Regions from separate parts of the Homo sapiens genome. Here regions 1 and 2 are each linked to region 3. Evidence: read pairs that join two places in POLR2A ChIA-PET (ENCODE). Cell type or tissue: PC-9. All regions are shown on one strand. Each heading gives the region's core, and the rest is flanking DNA. Links, peaks and the distances in the headings are about the cores only.

The links. Peaks named below come from ENCODE experiments on the same cell type or tissue, not always from the same donor. Only the 100,000 strongest peaks of a DNase experiment are listed, where the experiment ranks them.
Region 1: POLR2A ChIA-PET joins it to region 3 with 8 read pairs; 1 of 35 experiments calls an interaction of 5 or more read pairs at or near these places.
Region 2: POLR2A ChIA-PET joins it to region 3 with 7 read pairs; 2 of 35 experiments call an interaction of 5 or more read pairs at or near these places.

Annotation. Positions count from the first base shown.
Region 1 is chr17:1,389,931-1,395,986 of GRCh38, forward strand. The region is part of intron 1 of YWHAE (tyrosine 3-monooxygenase/tryptophan 5-monooxygenase activation protein epsilon); the gene reads right to left. Among named protein-coding and RNA genes, the nearest start is that of YWHAE, 7.3 kb to the right of the region's middle. RefSeq lists an enhancer at 1,982-2,510. In PC-9, for the core only: no CTCF peak of the experiment used is centred there; a DNase peak (open chromatin) is centred at 2,997; H3K27ac peaks cover 1,279 bases.
Region 2 is chr17:2,344,716-2,350,771 of GRCh38, forward strand. The region is part of intron 2 of SGSM2 (small G protein signaling modulator 2); the gene reads left to right. Among named protein-coding and RNA genes, the nearest start is that of SGSM2, 10 kb to the left of the region's middle. RefSeq lists an enhancer at 2,991-3,928. In PC-9, for the core only: no CTCF peak of the experiment used is centred there; DNase peaks (open chromatin) are centred at 1,946 and 3,216; H3K27ac peaks cover 3,154 bases.
Region 3 is chr17:2,008,746-2,013,745 of GRCh38, forward strand. All of the region lies in intron 1 of RTN4RL1 (reticulon 4 receptor like 1), which reads right to left. The region is part of intron 2 of LOC105371486 (a long non-coding RNA gene); the gene reads right to left. Among named protein-coding and RNA genes, the nearest start is that of RTN4RL1-AS1, 6.5 kb to the right of the region's middle. In PC-9, for the core only: no CTCF peak of the experiment used is centred there; DNase peaks (open chromatin) are centred at 178, 3,056 and 4,666; H3K4me3 peaks cover 988 bases; H3K27ac peaks cover 2,273 bases.

The sequences.
Region 1 (6,056 bases), core at 620-5,619, 620 kb before region 3:
CCTCCCAGGTTCAAGCAAACCTCCTGCCTCAGCCTCCCGAGGAGCTGGGATTACAAGCGCCTGCCACCACTTCAAGCTAATTTTGTATTTTTTAGTATAGATGGGATTTCTCCATGTTGGTCAGGCTGGTCTTGAACTCCCGACCTCAGGTGATCCGCCCAACTTGGCCTCCCAAAGTGCTGGGATTACAGGTGTGAGCCACTGCACCCAGCCTACATTTTCATATTACAGCAGCTTTCATCCCAAATTCAGACAAAAGGTGTTACGTTTGCTAAGGAGAAAGTCTCTTATTAATCTAAAATTAATATCAAAACAACTATATACCAGCTCAACATGACAAAATTATTATTTGGGAATAATCTGGACGACCTTTACTTTGGATATGCAAATTTACAGATGTAAGATTAAGGATTTTGAGAATATTTCTTTGTGCATATCTTACATAAGGACTAAGCCCAGAAGACTACACTTGCTAAGAATAACTCAAAAAGGTAGGTTATCATCTAATATGATCCTAGCACAGCAGTAACAAAAACAATTATCTGACCTTTCACATTAGATAAGAATGTTTCACAACAAATAGTACCGACAAGTATTACACTTTACAGTTTACAAAAGCCCAAAATTTCATAACCACCCTGCAAATTAGTAGGCAAGAGAGACATCACTAATCCCCATTTGAAAGATAAGGAACCCAGTGATTCCTGTGCATTCTGTGATGGCAGATTTACCACATCTGCCAAATGATGAAATACTGTCATAACTCTTACAGTAATGCATCTCCTTCAAACTTTAGATATGAATGAAGAGTTAAACACATTTCATATTGCTTTAGCTCGATAAAATCCTGATCTGATCACAAATCAAGCCCACCAACAACAGATCCGTCCAGCTACTATGGTAGATTGTTGGAAGGGCAATAAATTCAAGATAAAAATTTCAGAAGAGATAAGCCAGGATCATGGTCATATGGTCTGAACTACACAGTTTGGCATTCTAAACATAACAGTTGTAACAAGATATGGGTGAGCCTTTAAATTTTTATGTGGGTATTTGGTATGAAAGACACTTGTAAAAATAAAAAAATAAAATGTATGTAGGGAAAGCTCTGAGCTTAGGACACTGCTACCAACACCTAGGTCTATTATATTTTTAAACACAGAACTGGCTCAAGGTAGCCATAAGAAAACCAACACACTAGGTGTTGACACCATCAGAGGATTTGGAATGCCAGCAAGCTCTATTTTCAGCAACTACCACATCCTTAACTAGCACGTTCCCATTTGTGGGGGAGGGAGCTAGGAGGAGGAAATTTTCACTTTTCCTTTGACTTATATTCTGCCAAAGGCTAACTTCATTTGAAAAAAAAAAATTCAACCTCCTAGAGACGTAGATCTAAGCTATCTCTGTGATAAAAAGCTGGACAACGTTTAGGAAACTGTTGTATGAGTCTAAATGACAAAATCTAGTAACAAATGGCCATTAAGTAGGGTGACCACAAGGCAAGTTTGTTGCCCAGGACAATCCCAGTTTATGCCTGCTGTTGTAGCTGATGAATTAGTCTGTCTTTTCAAGATATACTCATGTGGATGTTAAATTATGGTGACTTTCATTATTATTTGCTACAATTTAATAAATTTAAATGAACATCTGAAATTGTTCTTAGGGCCATGACTAGCATTAACATTTAGTCAGAGAACCATGAGGTTCTGTTGGCAACCAATTCGTCAATTTGGATATATCAATACCTAAATATATCAAGCTGGCCGGGCGCAGTGGTTCATGCCTATAATCCCTGCACTTTGGGGAGGCCACAGTGGGAGGATCGCTTGAACCCAGGAGTTACCTGGACAACACAGTGGGATCCCGTCTCCACAAAAAAAAAGTTTTAATTAGCTGGTCATGGCGGTACCAGCTACCTGGTGGGAAGATCACATGAGCTCAGGAGTTCAACATCAGCCTGGGCAATCCGCTGGGACCAGGCCTCTACCAAAAAAATTTTTTTGCCAGCCATGGTGGCTCACGCCTGTAATCGCAAAACTTTGGGAGGCCGAGGCAGGTGAATCTTGAGCTCGAGTTCAAGACCTGGGCAACATGGTAAAATCCTGTCTCTACAAAAATTAGCCAGAAGTGGTGGTATACTTCTGTAGCCCCAGCTACTTGGCATGCTGAGGTGCCCAGGGGGTCAAAGCTGCAGTGAGCCATAAATGTGACACTGCATCCCAGCCTGAGTAATATACTGAGATCTTGTCTCGGGAAAAAAGAAAAAGAAAAAGAAAAAAAAGTTCTTTTAAATTATCCAGGTATTGTGGTGCACAGCTGTGGGCCCAGCTAAGTGGGAGGCTGAGATGGGATGATCATTTGGGCCTGGGAGGTTGAGGATGCAGTGAATCGTTACTGCATCAATGCAATCCAAGCCTGGCCAACAAAGCAAGACCTTGTCTCAAAAAAGTATATGTATCTATCTCAAACTGTTAACTGACCATTTCAAAAATAGTGAAAATAGCCATTTTTCTTGCTGCTCTTTCCTACTCCTTAATGGATTCCATTAGACAGCTATCTAGCCAACCACCCGGAACAACACTGGTGAATCATATGCCAACCTTTGTCCCTCCTAGAAGTTGTATGTCTATATCTGGCCGGGTGCGGTGGCTCACACCTATAATCCCAGCATTTTGGGAGGCTGAGGCAGGCGGACTACCTGAGGTCAGGAGTTGAAGACCAGCCTGGCTAATATGGTGAAACTCTGTCTCTACTAAAAATACAAAAATTAGCCAAGCATGATGGCCCAAGTCTGTAGTCTCAGCTACTCGGGAGGCTGAGGCAGGAGAATCACTTGAGCCCAGGAGGCGGAGGCTGCAGTGAGCCAAGATCACGCCACTGCACTCCAGCCTGAATGACAAGAGGGAAAATCCATCTCAAAAAAAAAAAAAAGTTGTATGACTACATCACTAACCTAACAACTTAATAGCATTCACTAAGACAAAGGTGGCCGGGGGTGGTGGCTCACGCCTATAATCCCAGCACTTTGGGAGGCCAAGTCTGACAGATTGCTTGAGTCCAGGAATTCCAAGACCAGCCTGGGCAACATGGTGAAACCCCATCTCTACTAAAACACAAAAGAAATTAGCTGGGAGTGGTGGATCGCGCCACTGTACTCCAGCACTCCAGCCTGGGTGACAGAGCAAGACTCCATCTCTCCAAAAAATAAATAAATAAATAAATAAATAAATAAATAAATAAAATTTAAAAACATACAAACAAACAAAAAAAACAGCTACTTAAGAGGCTGAGGTGGGGGGATCACCTGAGACTGGAAGGTAGAGGCTGCAGTGAGCCAAGATCGCACCACTGCACTACAGCCTGGGTGACCAAGTGAGACCCTGTCTCAAAAAAAAAAAAAGGAAAAAGATAAAAGTGAGAGGAGAAAATATTTTAAAGCTACTTTACAGAAATGCATAGCATCAGCCATATCCCAGTACAGACATTATGATAAACTACGGGGCTTTTCTTTTCTTGAGACAGGCTCTCCCTCTGTGGCCCAGACTGGAGTGCAATGGTGCGATGTGGGCTCACTGCAATCTCCACCTCCCAGGGTCAAGCGATTTCCCACCTCAGCCTCCTCAGTAGCTGGGACTAAAGGCACAAGCCATCACAGGCCAGCTAATTTTTGTATTTTTAGTAGAGACTGGTTTTCACCATGTTGGTCAGGATGGTCTCAAACTCCTGACCTCAGGTGATCCGCCCACCTCGGCCTCCCACAGTGCTGGGATTGCAGGTGTTTGAGCCGCGGAACCCGGCTGGGGCTTTTCTTTTTTTGGTTGTTTTTTTCTTTTGCTTAAAGAGGTGACATCTGCCTACAATAAATCATGTTTTTTAAGAATCTGTATGCGAATAAACATTCTGAGAGTACCTAAACTTCACCTCATTTTAATTTCGCTGTGCCTTGAGATGGGATTTTATCTCTGAAAAAAACCATCAGGTTTCTTTAGGAAAGTGAAAAGATTTTGTCTACAATTCACCATGGATATCAGTCATCACAAACATCAAGATGTGAAGTAGATGCTATTAGAATTGTTAAAGAACAAGCATCAAGCATACGCTACTCACCCCCTACTCCCCTGAAAGGCACCACCTTACTTCACAGAGGTCTTTTGAGTGGCTGAGAGTAAGTGTACCGATCTAAAGGTCAGCAGACACTAAGTTCTGGCTTTACCATTTAATAACTGATTAGCCACATGATCATAAAAAAATCTCTCTCTCAAACTCACTTTCTTGAACCAGAAAATGGGAGTAACGCTCTACCTGCTTCAATCTTGTTACATAAATTAAAAACTTTTGTCAACGTGGGCTGTGAACTGAGGTACTGCATAATGTCATATACACATATGTAAAGTTTAGGCCAGAAGCAGTGACTCACACCTGTAATCCCAGCACTTTGGGAGGCCAAGGTGGGAGTCCAGGAATTCAAGACCAGCCTGGGCAACATAGAGACCTCAAATCCACAAAAAAAAAAAAAAAAAAAAAAAAACACAAAAATTAGGCCGGTGCAACAGTCCCAGCTACTAGGGAAGCTGAGGCAGGAGGGTCACTGGAACTCAGGAGGTCGAGCCTGCAGTAAGCTATAATGGCGACACTGCACTTCAGCCTGGGTCACAAAGCAAGACCCTGTTTCAAAAAAAAATTTTTTTTTAATTTAGCCTTCCCATAAATACATACACCTAATATGTGCCCATTAAAAAATTAAAAATTTAGGCCAGGTACAGTGGCTCATACCTGTAATGCTAGCCCTTTGGGAGGCTGAGGCGGGAGGATCACCTGAGGTCAGGAGTCAGAGATCAGCCTGGCAAACATGGTGAAACCCCATCTCTACTAAAAATACAAAAATTAGCCAGGTGCGATGGCGGGCGCCTGTAGTCCCAGCTACTCGGGAAGCAGAGGCAGGAGAATCGCTTGAACCCAGGGGGCAGAGGCTGCAGTGAGCCGAGATCCTACCACTACACTCCACCCTAGGTGACAGAGCAAGACTGTCTCAAAAAAATAAATAAAAATAAAACTGCAGCCTTTACTCCATGCTTGTCATTACTGTTTGTGTACACAGTGTTCTTGAAATATAAAGAAAAAATATGCCTGCAGTATCAGTCACCCTTACAGTCATCCATGAAAAAAAAAAACAATCAGGCCGGGTGTGGTGGCTCACGCCTGTAATTCCAACACTTTGGGAGGCCGAGGCAGGCAGATCACCTGAGGTCAGGAGTTCAAGACCAGCCTGGCAAACATGGTAAAACCCTGTCTCTACCAAAAACACAAAAATTGGCTGGGTGCGGTGGCTCACACCTGTAATCCCAGCAGTTTGGGAGGCTGAGGTGGGCAGATCACCTGAGATCAGGAGATAAAGACCATCCTGGCCAACATGGTGAAACCTCGTCTCTACTAAAAATACAAAAAATTAGCCGAGTGTGGTGGCACGCGCCTGTAGTCCCAGCTACTTGGGAGGCTGAGCCAGGAGAACCGCTTGAACCTGGGAGGCGGAGGTTGCAGTGAGCCAAGACCACGCCATTGCACTCCAGCCTGGGGGACAGAGCCCAGTCGTAGAAGGGATTTTTAACACTACGTTACTCAGTTCTGTCTATGCATTTAAGAAGGAGAAAAATAAACTTTACTCCAGAAAGTTAGTCCATTAACTGAAACGGCAATGGAAAATTACTGGCCTACAGTCAAAGAACTGGTAGTTAATCTAAATACTTCTAAACTTATTAACAACGTTAATTTACTACTACCTATTTTTTTCCTAACAAGACCGTAGTAAAAAGTTCATTCCACACATGCTCCCTTCCCTGTTCTTCACTAACTAGCAGAATAAGCTAGCTAGAGATGAGGATCTGGTGTTTTAAAAGGACAGCTCTCAGCGGGCTCAGTGGCTCACGCCTGTAACCCCAGCACTCTGGGAGGCCGAGGCGGGCGGATCACCTGAGGTCAGGAGTTCGAGATCAGCCTGGCCAACATGGCGAAACCCCATCTCTACTAAAAATACAAAATTAGCCTGGCATAGTGGC
Region 2 (6,056 bases), core at 620-5,619, 340 kb after region 3:
GTGGGAGGGCAGTCGGAGAGGCAGCCTCTGAGCAGAGTCTGAGTGACAGACTGGGGTTTGAATCCTGGCGTCCTGCCTTTTAAGTCGTCTTGGACAAGTTTCTTAACTTCTCTCACCCTCAGTTTGCTCCTCTAAAAACAGACTGATGATTCCCACCTCAAGGAACTTTCGTGGGGATTGAGATGATGTGTGTAAATGTTCATTCGTTCGTAGCATTGTAAGCACTCAAAGAATATTCGTCTCTCCTCCTTTGGCTGTTGAGGCTGAAGGTAGGTTTGTAGGACTTGAGTTCATACCATGTCCGTTTGGGAAGGTTTCCCCAGTTCTTTGAGATGGTGGAATAATGATTCCTAGGTTTACAAGACACAGCCTGACCTCAGTTTTTCTCAGCAGAACCTATGCTCTGGAAAAAAAAAAGGCATGCCAGTATTATGATAAGCAACTTTGAAGAGTATTAGAATTCTCGGCCGGGCACAGTGGCTCACGCCTGTAATCCCAGCACTTTGGGAGGTGAGGCAGGTGGATCACCTGAGGTCAGGAGTTCGAGACCAGCCTGGCCAACTTGGTGAAACCCCGTCTCTACTAAAAATACAAAAATTAGCAGGGCGTGGTGGCGGGCGCCTGTAATCCCAGCACTTTGGGAGGTGGAGGTGGGCGGATCACGAGGTCAGGAGATCGAGACCATCCTGGCTAACACGGTGAAACCCCGTCTCTACTAAAAATACAAAAAATTAGCCAGGCGTGGTGGCGGGCGCCTGTAGTCCCAGCTACTCAGGAGGCTGAGGCAGGAGAATGGCGTGAACCCGGGAGGCGGAGCTTGCAGTGAGCCAAGATCGCGCCACTGCACTCCAGCCTGGGTGACAGAGCGAGACTCTGTCTCAAAAAAAAAAAAAAAAAAAAATTCCTACTTTTTAAATACTGACAGCTAATTCCCATTTAAAAAAAAATTGTGTGGGCCACACAAAAGACATCTGCCAGCCTCTGCCAGTGTGCAGCCTCTGTTTTGGGTTCGGTACAGTCACGGAGAACAGGAGCAGGAGAGGTTCCAACAGTATCGGGCTAAGTCAGGCCAGGGTATCTCAGGGCCTACAGACAGAGAAATCCTTATGCTTTGTCAAAATTGGTGCTCAGTGGTGAGCTAAATCCCAATTTGGGCTGAAACTGAGGCTCGTTGAAAGCATTGATTATCAACCTTTTTCCTCTGCCTGCAAAGCAGCTTCCTTGCATTGCATGGTGGAATCACGAGAGACTCTTGCGGGGGACGGGGAGGGAAGACTAGCAAGGTATGGATCAAAAACACCACCCCTCTCTGCCTTTTTGGAGATTCTGATGTGCCAGTCTCCCTCAGTCCCTGGAAAAATGCTCTGAAATGCATTTTTAGTCTGAAGTTGATCCAGACTTAAACTGTGCCTTGCTACTGTCCTAGCCACGTCCGAATTCAGCTTTGTTGTGGGAGAAATGGGAGTATAGAGAACGTGCTGAGAGGTCAAGAGCAGAGTGAAGTCTGTGGAGACTGGATTACCAGCCTAGCGACACCACGGTCCCTAGTTTCAAGGGACCCTTGTGTACTGGGCCCCTCAACTCCACACCGACCCATGGTTCTTGGCAGAGGAGGGTTGGGGGTGACTGAGGAGAGCCAGGCCTAGGCAATACAAGCTTCTCTGAGCTTCTTAGAATGCAGACATTTAAACAGAAAACACAGAGCCTTCCTGGAGAGCCTTCCTGAAGAATCACTGTGTCAAGACCTGACCATGGGCAAACCCAGGAAAGTTTGCAGCCAGATCCCCATTCCTGTTACCCAACGGGAGGGGCAAGACTCCTAGGACTGGCTAGAAAATTGCTTTGTTGAGTGTTTGCTGTGGTTGTTCCTAAACCTGTCTGTCCAGAAGCTGGACATGCAGTAGGCCCCTGCGAGTAGAAACTTTCCTTGTGTGGAAGTTTTCGCTGGCAAACCAGTCTGGCGGCAGCAGGGGGGTGGGTGGGGTTCTCTGTGTGCTGTTCCCAGGCCCGAGGATCAGAACCTATGTAACTGCCACCTCCGTGCCAGTGGAGGGTGGCGCTAGGAGAATGGACTCAAAACTACCACTATGGGGCCAGGCATGGTGACTCACACCTGCAATCCCAGTGCTCTGGGAGGCTGAGGCGGGAGGATCCCTTGAGACCAGAAGCTTGAGACCAGCCTGGGCAATATTACAGGATGCAGTCTCTACAAAAAAATAAATAACTCGCTGGGCATGGTGGTGCACGCCTGTAGTCCCAGCTACTCCAGAGGCTGAGGTAGGAGGATCACTTGAGCCCGGGAGGTTGAGGCTGCAGTGAGCTATGATTGCACCACTGCCCTCCAGCTTGGGCAACAGAGAGAGAGAGAGACCCTGTCTCGTTTGTTTGTTTATTTATTTATTTATTTAGAGACGGAGTCTCACTCTGCTGCCCAGGCTGGAGTTCTGTGGTGCTATCTCAGCTCACTGCAACCTCCGCCTCTCAGGTTCAAGCAATTCTCCTGCCTCAGCCTCCTGAGTAGCTGGGATTACAGGTGCCTGCCACCACACCTAGCTAATTTTTGTATTTTTAGTAGAGACAGGGGTTTCACCATGTTGGCCAGGCTGGTCTCGAACTCCTGACCTCAGGTGATCTGCCCACCTTGGCCTCCCAAAGTGCTGGGATTACAGGTGTGAACCATCACACCCGGCCTCATTTTTTTTTTTTTTTTTTAAACAAAATCCAAAAACTACCACTGTTGGGGAGAGGTCTTTGATATATCCTTTTATCCTTTTTATCTTAAAACATCACATCAAGTTTACATTTTTCTCTATCATATGGTTTTTGGATTTTTTTTCATTTTAATATAAAGACTTACTGTTGAATTAAAGTATAGGCTGGTATCTCCTGTCGCCCCCTCCCCTGGAGGGGAAGGTGCTTTTGTTTTTTCTTTTTTTTTTTTTCCAGATGAGGTCTTGCTATGTTGCCAAGATTGGTCTCAAACTCGTGGGCTCCAGGTATGCTCCTGCCTTGGCATCCCAAGTAACTGGGATTACAGGTGCATACCACCGCCCGAGGTCCATAGTGTTTTATTTACCCTATTCCGATTGGGCACTGAGTTTGCATTTTAACCTTTGGCTGGTAGAGCAGGTTTCAGAGGCTCACAGAGAGGCTTCTGGCCAGGCAGAGCAGGTTCTCAGGCCAATCATATCTCCCAGGACCTCAGCCTCCCCACCCCCCAGGGATTGGGGCAGACACCAGCCTGCCTCCTCAGTCACCAGATTCCCTGCCCTGCTGTGTGCAAGTGGGTCAACATGAGGGTTGCTTCAGACTGAGGATGAGCTGTAATTCGAGAAGGGTGGAATCTGTGGAGCCGGGAATAACATCAGGCTTTATTAACCAGCTCCCTGTTGCTAGGCAGCTTTCATTAGCCAGGAAGGTCTGCCCTGCAGTGAGCTCCTTCAGGGAATGGCAAGGAGATGCTAATAAGCTGGGAGAGAAGCCGGTGCTAGGGAAGGCTTGCCTCTCCCCTGGGATATTGCAGCCAGCGATATTTCAGCACATTCTGAGATTTGGACTCCAGGCAGTCTTCAGCCTGTCTCTTTTCAGTAAAAGGGATTCCTGGAGGCTGAGGTGGGAGGATCCCTTGCAGGAGTTCGAGACCAGCCTGAGCAAAAAAGACCCCATCGCCACAAAAAGGAGGAGCGGGTTCCTCCTCCTTCCCACCCACAGGGAATGAATAGCTCATTCTCTTGCTATCTAACTCGTGCCTTCCATCTAGAAATGATCTAAGAGGAAGGAGGGAGCTCTGAAGGAGCTGACTCCCCTCACTCTATCTTGGGGCATTGCGGAGGGCATATGGGGATGTTCATAGCTGGGACTTTGGGGTCACACAGACCTGGGTTCACATCCTGGCTGTGCCACGAAGTGTGTAGCCGTGCTTACTCATCTCTGAGCCTACCCCAGAAGGCAGATGTAAGGAACAGAAGAGCAATGCAGGCAACACACACAGCATGGATCTGAGTATGCAGAAGGTGCTCAATCGCATTCTACTTTGGTTTTTATTTTGTTTTGTTTCGTTTTGTTTGAGATGGAGTCTCACTCTGTCTCCCCGCTGGAGTGCAGTGGTGTGATCATAGCTCACTCAGCCTCGACCTTCTGGGTTCAGGCGATCCTCTCACTTCAGCCTCCTGAGTAGCTGGGTCTACAGGTCTACGCGCCACCACACTCGGCTACTTTTTTGTATTTTTGTAGAGACGGGGTTTCGCCATGTTGCCCAGGCTGGTCTCAAACTCCTGACCTCAAGTGATCTACCCGCCTCGGCCTCCCAAAGTGCTGGGATTACAGGCATGAGCCACCACCCCACCCCACATCTGCTTTGTTTTTGAAAGGGAGCATAGGCCGGGCACAGTGGCTCACGCCTGCAATCCCAGCACTTTGGGAGGCTCAGCTGGGTGGATCACCTGAGGTCAGGAGTTCGAGACCAGCCTGGCCAAAATGGCGAAGCCCCATCTGTACTAAAAATACAAAAATTAGCTGGGCATCATGGTGCACGCCTGTAATCCCAGCTCTTTGGGAGGCTGAGGCAGGAGAATCACTTGAACCTGAGAGATGGAGGTTTCAGTGAGCGAGATTGTGCTGCTGCACTCCAGCCTGGGCGACAGAGCGAGACTTGGTCTAAAAAAAAAAAGTGACCTTACAACCTTTCCTATAAAGCCTCCTCGAGCCTTCCCCAGGATTCCATCTGGGAATCTGTGTTTCTGGAAGTTTGGAGCATCTGGAGAATCAGAAATTTGAACATCAGGAACTCAATAAGGAAATTTGATAATATAAAGGAATTGTTACCAATTTTGTCAGTGTAATAGAGGTATAAGTGCATGTTTTTAAGAGTCCTCTTTCAGAGATAAATATATATGATGTCTAAAATTTGCTTCAGAATAATCCAGTGGTAGGAAACAATGGTTGCAGGCGGAGGAGCTGAAGCAAGATGGTCGTGACTTGATCATTGTTGAAGCTGGGTAATGAGTACATGGGCAGCTGTTATACTGTCCCCTTTTCCTTCTGTATATGGTTGGAATTTTCCCTAGTGAAATGTTTTGTTTTTTTTTTTTGAGATGGAGTCTCCCTCTGTCGCCCAGGCTGGAGTGCAATGGAGCGGTCTTGGCTCACTGCAAGCTCCGCCTCCCGGGTTCACACCATTCTCCTGCCTCAGCCTCCCAAGTAGCTGGGACTACAGGCGCCCACCACCACGCTCGGCTAATTTTTTGTATTTTTAGTAGACATGGGGTTTCACCGTGTTAGCCAGGATGGTCTCAATCTCCTGACCTCGTGATCCGCCCACCTCGGCCTCCCAAAGTGCTGGGATTACAGGCGTAAGCCACCACGCCTGGCCTAATTTTTGTATTTTAGTAGAGATGGGATTTCACCATGATGCCCAGACTGGTCTCAAACTCCTGACCTCAGGTGATCCACCTGCCTCGGTCTCCCAAAGTGCTGGGATTACAGGTGTGAGCCACTGCATTTGGCCTAGAATGTTTATATTCACATGGGAAGTATCTAATAGGGAAAAATTGCAGGCATAAAAAAGAGAAGAGAAGTTTGCTGGAGGAGCGTCTTTGAAAAGGTGCAAGGGAGGTGGGGTGCGGTGGCTCACACCTGTAATCGCAGCACTTTGAGAGGCCAAGGCAGGTGGATCACCTGAGGTCAGGAGTTCTAGACCAGCCTGGCCAATATAGTGAAACCCTGTCTCTACAAAAAATACAAAAATGTGCCGGGTGTGGTGGCGCACGTCTATAATTCCAACTGCTGGGGAGGCTGAGGCAGGAGAATCGCTTGAACCCAGGTGGTGGAGGTTGCAGTGAGCCGAGACCGTACCACTGCACCACTGTACTCCAGCCTGGGCGACAGAGTGAGACTCTGTCTCAAAAAAAACAAAAAAACAAGACATAAGAAATGGTGCAGGGGCAGCACTCCAGCCTCCAGCGTGCCGGTGGAAGGTGACCTCAGAGACAAGTCCAACTAGACCATCCCTAGGAACGAGAGGAAGGCAGGGACTGGGCATGAGGTGCAGGGAGGGA
Region 3 (5,000 bases), core at 1-5,000:
GTCGCGTTGCTCTCCAGCCTTTCCAACCTTCCTGTCAAGCCTCTCTTCCTCTCACAAAGCCTCCCAGGTGCACCTGGGAGCAGGTACCTCACCTCCAGCCGCCTTCCCCCTGGCTTGAAAGTGCCTTCCTTATCACCTACACCATCCTTTCACTTATCCAGGGTGTGGCTTCTCTCTCCTAGCAGGTTGTAAATTTCCTGGGCCTGCAGACTGAGCCTCAGCCCAGGGTTTACTCACTCCCACCCTGCCTGGAACACAGTGAGAGTTCATTCAGGAAATGACTACAAGGCACAGGGGCTCTGGTCTGGCTGGAACTGATGGTGTAAATGGGGAGAAAAGGGTGATGTATCAATGAGACAGGGACTGAAAAAGACAAGGCTGTGCCCAGAACTAAGTTCTATGTTGTATGCTGTGGAGTAAAAGGGCAGGGTTCGCCGGGCTTGGTGGCTCACACCTGTAATCCCAGCACTTTGGGAGGCCGAGGCAGGTGGATCACCTGAGGTCAGGAGTTCAAGACCAGCCTGGTCAACAAGGGGAAACCCTGTCTCTACTAAAAGTACAAACATTGGCCAAGTGCGGTGGCTTACGCCTGTAATCCCAGCACTTTGGGAGCCTGAGGTGGGCAGATCATGAGGTCAGGAGTTTGAGACCAGCCTGGCCAACATGGTGAATCCCATCTCTACTAAAAACACAAAAATTAGCTGGGCGTGGTGGTGTGTGCCTGTAATCTCAGCTACTCGAGAGGCTGAGGTAGGAGAATTGCTTGAAGCCAGGAGGTGGAGGTTGCAATGAGCCGAGATCACGCCACTGCACTCCAGCCTGGGCGACAGAGCAAGACTCCGTCTCAAAAAAAAAAAAAAAAGGCAGGATTCATGGGAATCAATCTCTGACCTTATACTCAAACTGCAGCCTGGGCCACATAAACAGCTGAGAAAGAGAGGCATCTGACCCCGATGTAAAGGGGGATCCCCAGATCGGCCACTTCTCCTCCTGCCCGCTGCCATAGCTGTTGCCTTGGTCCCTGAACCCCTGGCCAAGTGGCTGATGGACTTGGGACTGACCGCAAGTTCTGGTACTCTCCAAAGGAATCTCAAACCACTCCACAGGCCACAACACAGAATGCCGGCCCTGTCCACAGCCCCAGCCACGGAGACAGCCAGGTACTGTAGCAAGCACATGCCTGACGCAGGGCCTTTGCACCTGCTATTGTTCCTTCTGCCAGGAGAGCCCTCCCCAGGGAGAAGCAGCTCTAATGTCTGCAGCGCCCTCCCTCACTCCCTCACTTCGCTTAGGCCTCTGTTCGAATGTCCGTCTATCAGAAAGACTTCTCTGCCAATCTCCTAAAATAACCGCTCTCTGGTCACCCTCTGTTCTTCAACTGTTAATTTTCTTCAAAGCACTTACCCCACCTGATAGAATATAGTTGTTTAGCCAGGCGCGGTAGCTCACGCCTATAATCCCAGCACTTTGGGAGGCCGATGTGGGTAGATCACTTGAGGCCAGGAGTTCAAGACCAGCCTGGCCTACATGGTGAAACCCCATCTCTTCTAAAAATAAAAAAATAATAATAAAAAATAAAAAACTAGCCAGGCACGATGGCAGGCGTCTGTAATCCCAGCTACTCAGGAGGCTGAGGCACGAGAATCGCTTGAACCCAGGAGACGGAGATTGCAGTGAGCCAAGATCTTGCCACTGCACTCCAACCTGGGCTAGCGAGCAAGACTCTGTCTCAATATATATATAGTTGTTTATTGTCTATTTCTCCACCCCAACTAGAATGTAAGCTCCAAAAAAAACAGGAAACTTGGAATTTATTTATTTATTTAGAGATGGGGTCTTGCTCTGCCACCCAGGCTGGATGGAGTGCAGTGGTGTGATCACAACTCATTGCAGCCACGGTCTCCTGGGCTCAAGCAATCCTCCCACCTCAGCCTCCCAAATAGCTGGGACTACAGGCACACACCATCATGCCTGGCTAATTAAAAAACAAACAAACAAACAAACAAACAAACAAAGCACTTTGTAGAGATGAAGTCTCACTATGTTTCCCAGACTGGTCTTGAAATCCTGGGTTCGAGTGATCCTCCCACCTCGGCCTCCCTAAGTGTTGGGATCACAGGTGTGAGCCACCATGCTCGGTGCCTTGGATTTTATTCATCGCTTCACCCTCAGTGCCAAACCAGCAGTAGGCAGGCAGTTCATCGTTGTTAAATAAACGTTTGTCGGCCGGGCGCGGTAGCTCACACCTGTAATCCCAGCACTTTGGGAGGCCAAGGCAGGCGGATCACCTGAGGTCTGGAGTTTGAGACCAGCCTGACCAACATGGAGAAACCCCGTCTCTACTAAAAATACAAAATTGGCCGGGCGTGATGGCGCATGCCTGTAATCCCAGCTACTCGGGAGGCTGAGGCAGGAGAATGGCTTGAACCTGGGAGGCGGAGGTTGCTGTGAGCCAAGATCGCGCCATTGCACTCCAGCCTGGGCAACAAGAGTGAAACTCCATCTCAAAAAAATAAAATGAAATGAAATAAAAATAAACGTTTGTCAAATGGAGACAGCCCTCCATACCCCTCCTGGCTGACAAGATAAAAGGTGACCGCTCATCCATGGATAAAGAACTGGTCGGTGATCATGGTCTGTAACACGGTCCGACAGGAGTCATGACACGGCTGGCTCCACTGGGCTCTTCCTTCTGGGAAAGCCAGGAATTGGAGGCACCTAGCTGTGGGAGGGGAAGATGAAAGGCCGTGCTGGAGAGCAAGGGGTGGGTCCATGGCTTTGGATGTGGGGCAAGAGGAGGAGCTGGCGGGGTGGAGGGAGAGGCCAGGGCAGAGAGGCCAGGAGAGGGACCACGGAGGGCTGTACATTCTGGAGCTCCTCCCTTGCCTGGAGGCTTTGGGAGTCCAGGTCACTCATCTCCTTGCAATAATCCCCCATTTCCAATGAGCTCCCATGAATCTCTGCAATCAGAATTGGCCATGAAAGCAGAAATACCAGCCCATCAGGGGCAGTGGGCCAATTAGGTAAGATGATCATTGCCACAATCTCAAGGCAGCCCCGGGGCTAACTGCCACCCCACGAGTCACGTGTGAGTGGTAAAATGTCCCCTTTGGCTGGTGCATTCTCTTGAGCATAGCCCAAGAAGTTCCCGAGCCTCTTTCCCTCGGCCCCTCCTCGCTTGGGGAGATTCTTTTTAAACCGCAGGCCTGAGCAACGCCCCTGGAGCCCTCCCTGGGAGGAGAGGAAGCAGTTCAAAGTAACGAGTCAATTTCACAGATGGGAGCCAAGACAAAAGAGGCAGCGTCTTCTCACCCCAGGCACCACCCGAGCTCAGCTTCCTCTGGCAATTTTAGCATGTTTGGTCCGGCCTCATTTAGACATTTCAGATCTCTGAAGCCCAGAGAGTGTCCATGAGAGGTTTCCGTTTGCCACGGAGTCGATAGTACAAATTTTGTTCCAAACACATCTGCCAAGTACAACCCTAAACTTTTCCAAGCGAGAGGTTATTTTCCTAACACAGCGCCTGCTCTGCTGGGCATCCTCTGTGGTCCAGAAGGCCAGTCTTTCCGTGCCTGCTGGCTTCCTGGAGCCACAAGGAACACAGCTGGGCTGCGGTGAGGCGGCCCTAAGGCCCTGCCCAAGCTACTGAGCCCCTCAGAGCCTCGGTATCCTCATCTGTAACTTGGGACTAATGAGACGTGCGTTTTCTGCTTTTAATGAGGCATTGCACAGGGAAAAGTGCGTGGTGTAGGACTCTTCTCTGCATCCTCCTCACTAAAAATTCCCCATTTCCTCCTGGTTCCTGGTACTGTTTCTATTTTTTTCTTTCTCTTTTTCTCCTTCTCTCTCTGTTTTTTTTTTAAGCCCTAGATCACGATTTAATTTCTCTTATGGTTACAGAACAATATAAATATTAGGTTTTGGTACTAAGTTTCTTGTGGTCCAACCTATGTACAATCATTCAATCAACATTTATTAGCCAATCAACTCAAGTCTACTGATCCAGCACTTTTTACCTAATGTCACTATGTGCTATGTTCTTCTTCTTCTTCTTTTTTTTTTTTCTGAGTTGGAGTCTCGCTCTGTCACCCAGGCTGGAGTGAAGTGGCATGATCTCGGCTCACCGCAACTTCCACCTCCTGTGTTCAAGCAATTCTCCTGCCTCAGCCTCCCAAGTAGCTGGAATTATAGGCACACGCCACCATGCCCAACTAAATTTTGTATTTTTAGCACAGACAGGATTTCATCATGTTGACCAGGCTAGTCTCGAACTCATGACCTCAGGTGATCCGCCCTCCTCGGCCTCCCAAAGTGCTGGGATTACAGGTGTGAGCCACTGCGCCCGGCCTGCTATGTTCTATTTTGTGCAGGATGCTGTTTTAGTGGGGTCCTGATAGGAAAGAGCATTTTCAGATTGAGTAATTTGATGAATAAAGAAGAAGAGAGAAGTGAGGGGGACAGGGAAGCCCTAAGAGATAATGTCATAACCACCCCCAACACATACAGACCCCCAGGGCTAAGTGAGGGGGAGCTCTTACTGAACTCACAGGTAGAAAGAGCTGCCAGGAGGGCTAGTGGCAGGGGCTGTGTAGCAGATACTGCGAGGGCCTGCCCACAGCCCTGGCTTTGACCATTTCGGCACACCAGCCTGACTTCCAGCTGCAAAGACTTGCATTTCTTTGCCTCAGGGCTTTCTCTAGCAGCGGAGCTGGCTTTGCTCACCTACAGAGCAGGCCAACTGTGCTGGGAATGAATACCACCACAGGAACAAGACTCAGCCAGTGACCGGTGGGTGCTGGAACATAAATACCCCTGCTCCCTCACCCTGGAACATAAATACCCCAGCTCCCTCACCCTGGAACATAAATACCCCAGCTCCCTCACCCTGGAACATAAATACCCCAGCTCTCTCACCCTGGAACATAAATACCCCAGCTGTCTCACCCTGGAACATAAATACGCCAGCTCCCTCACCCTGGAACATAAATACCCCAGCTCCC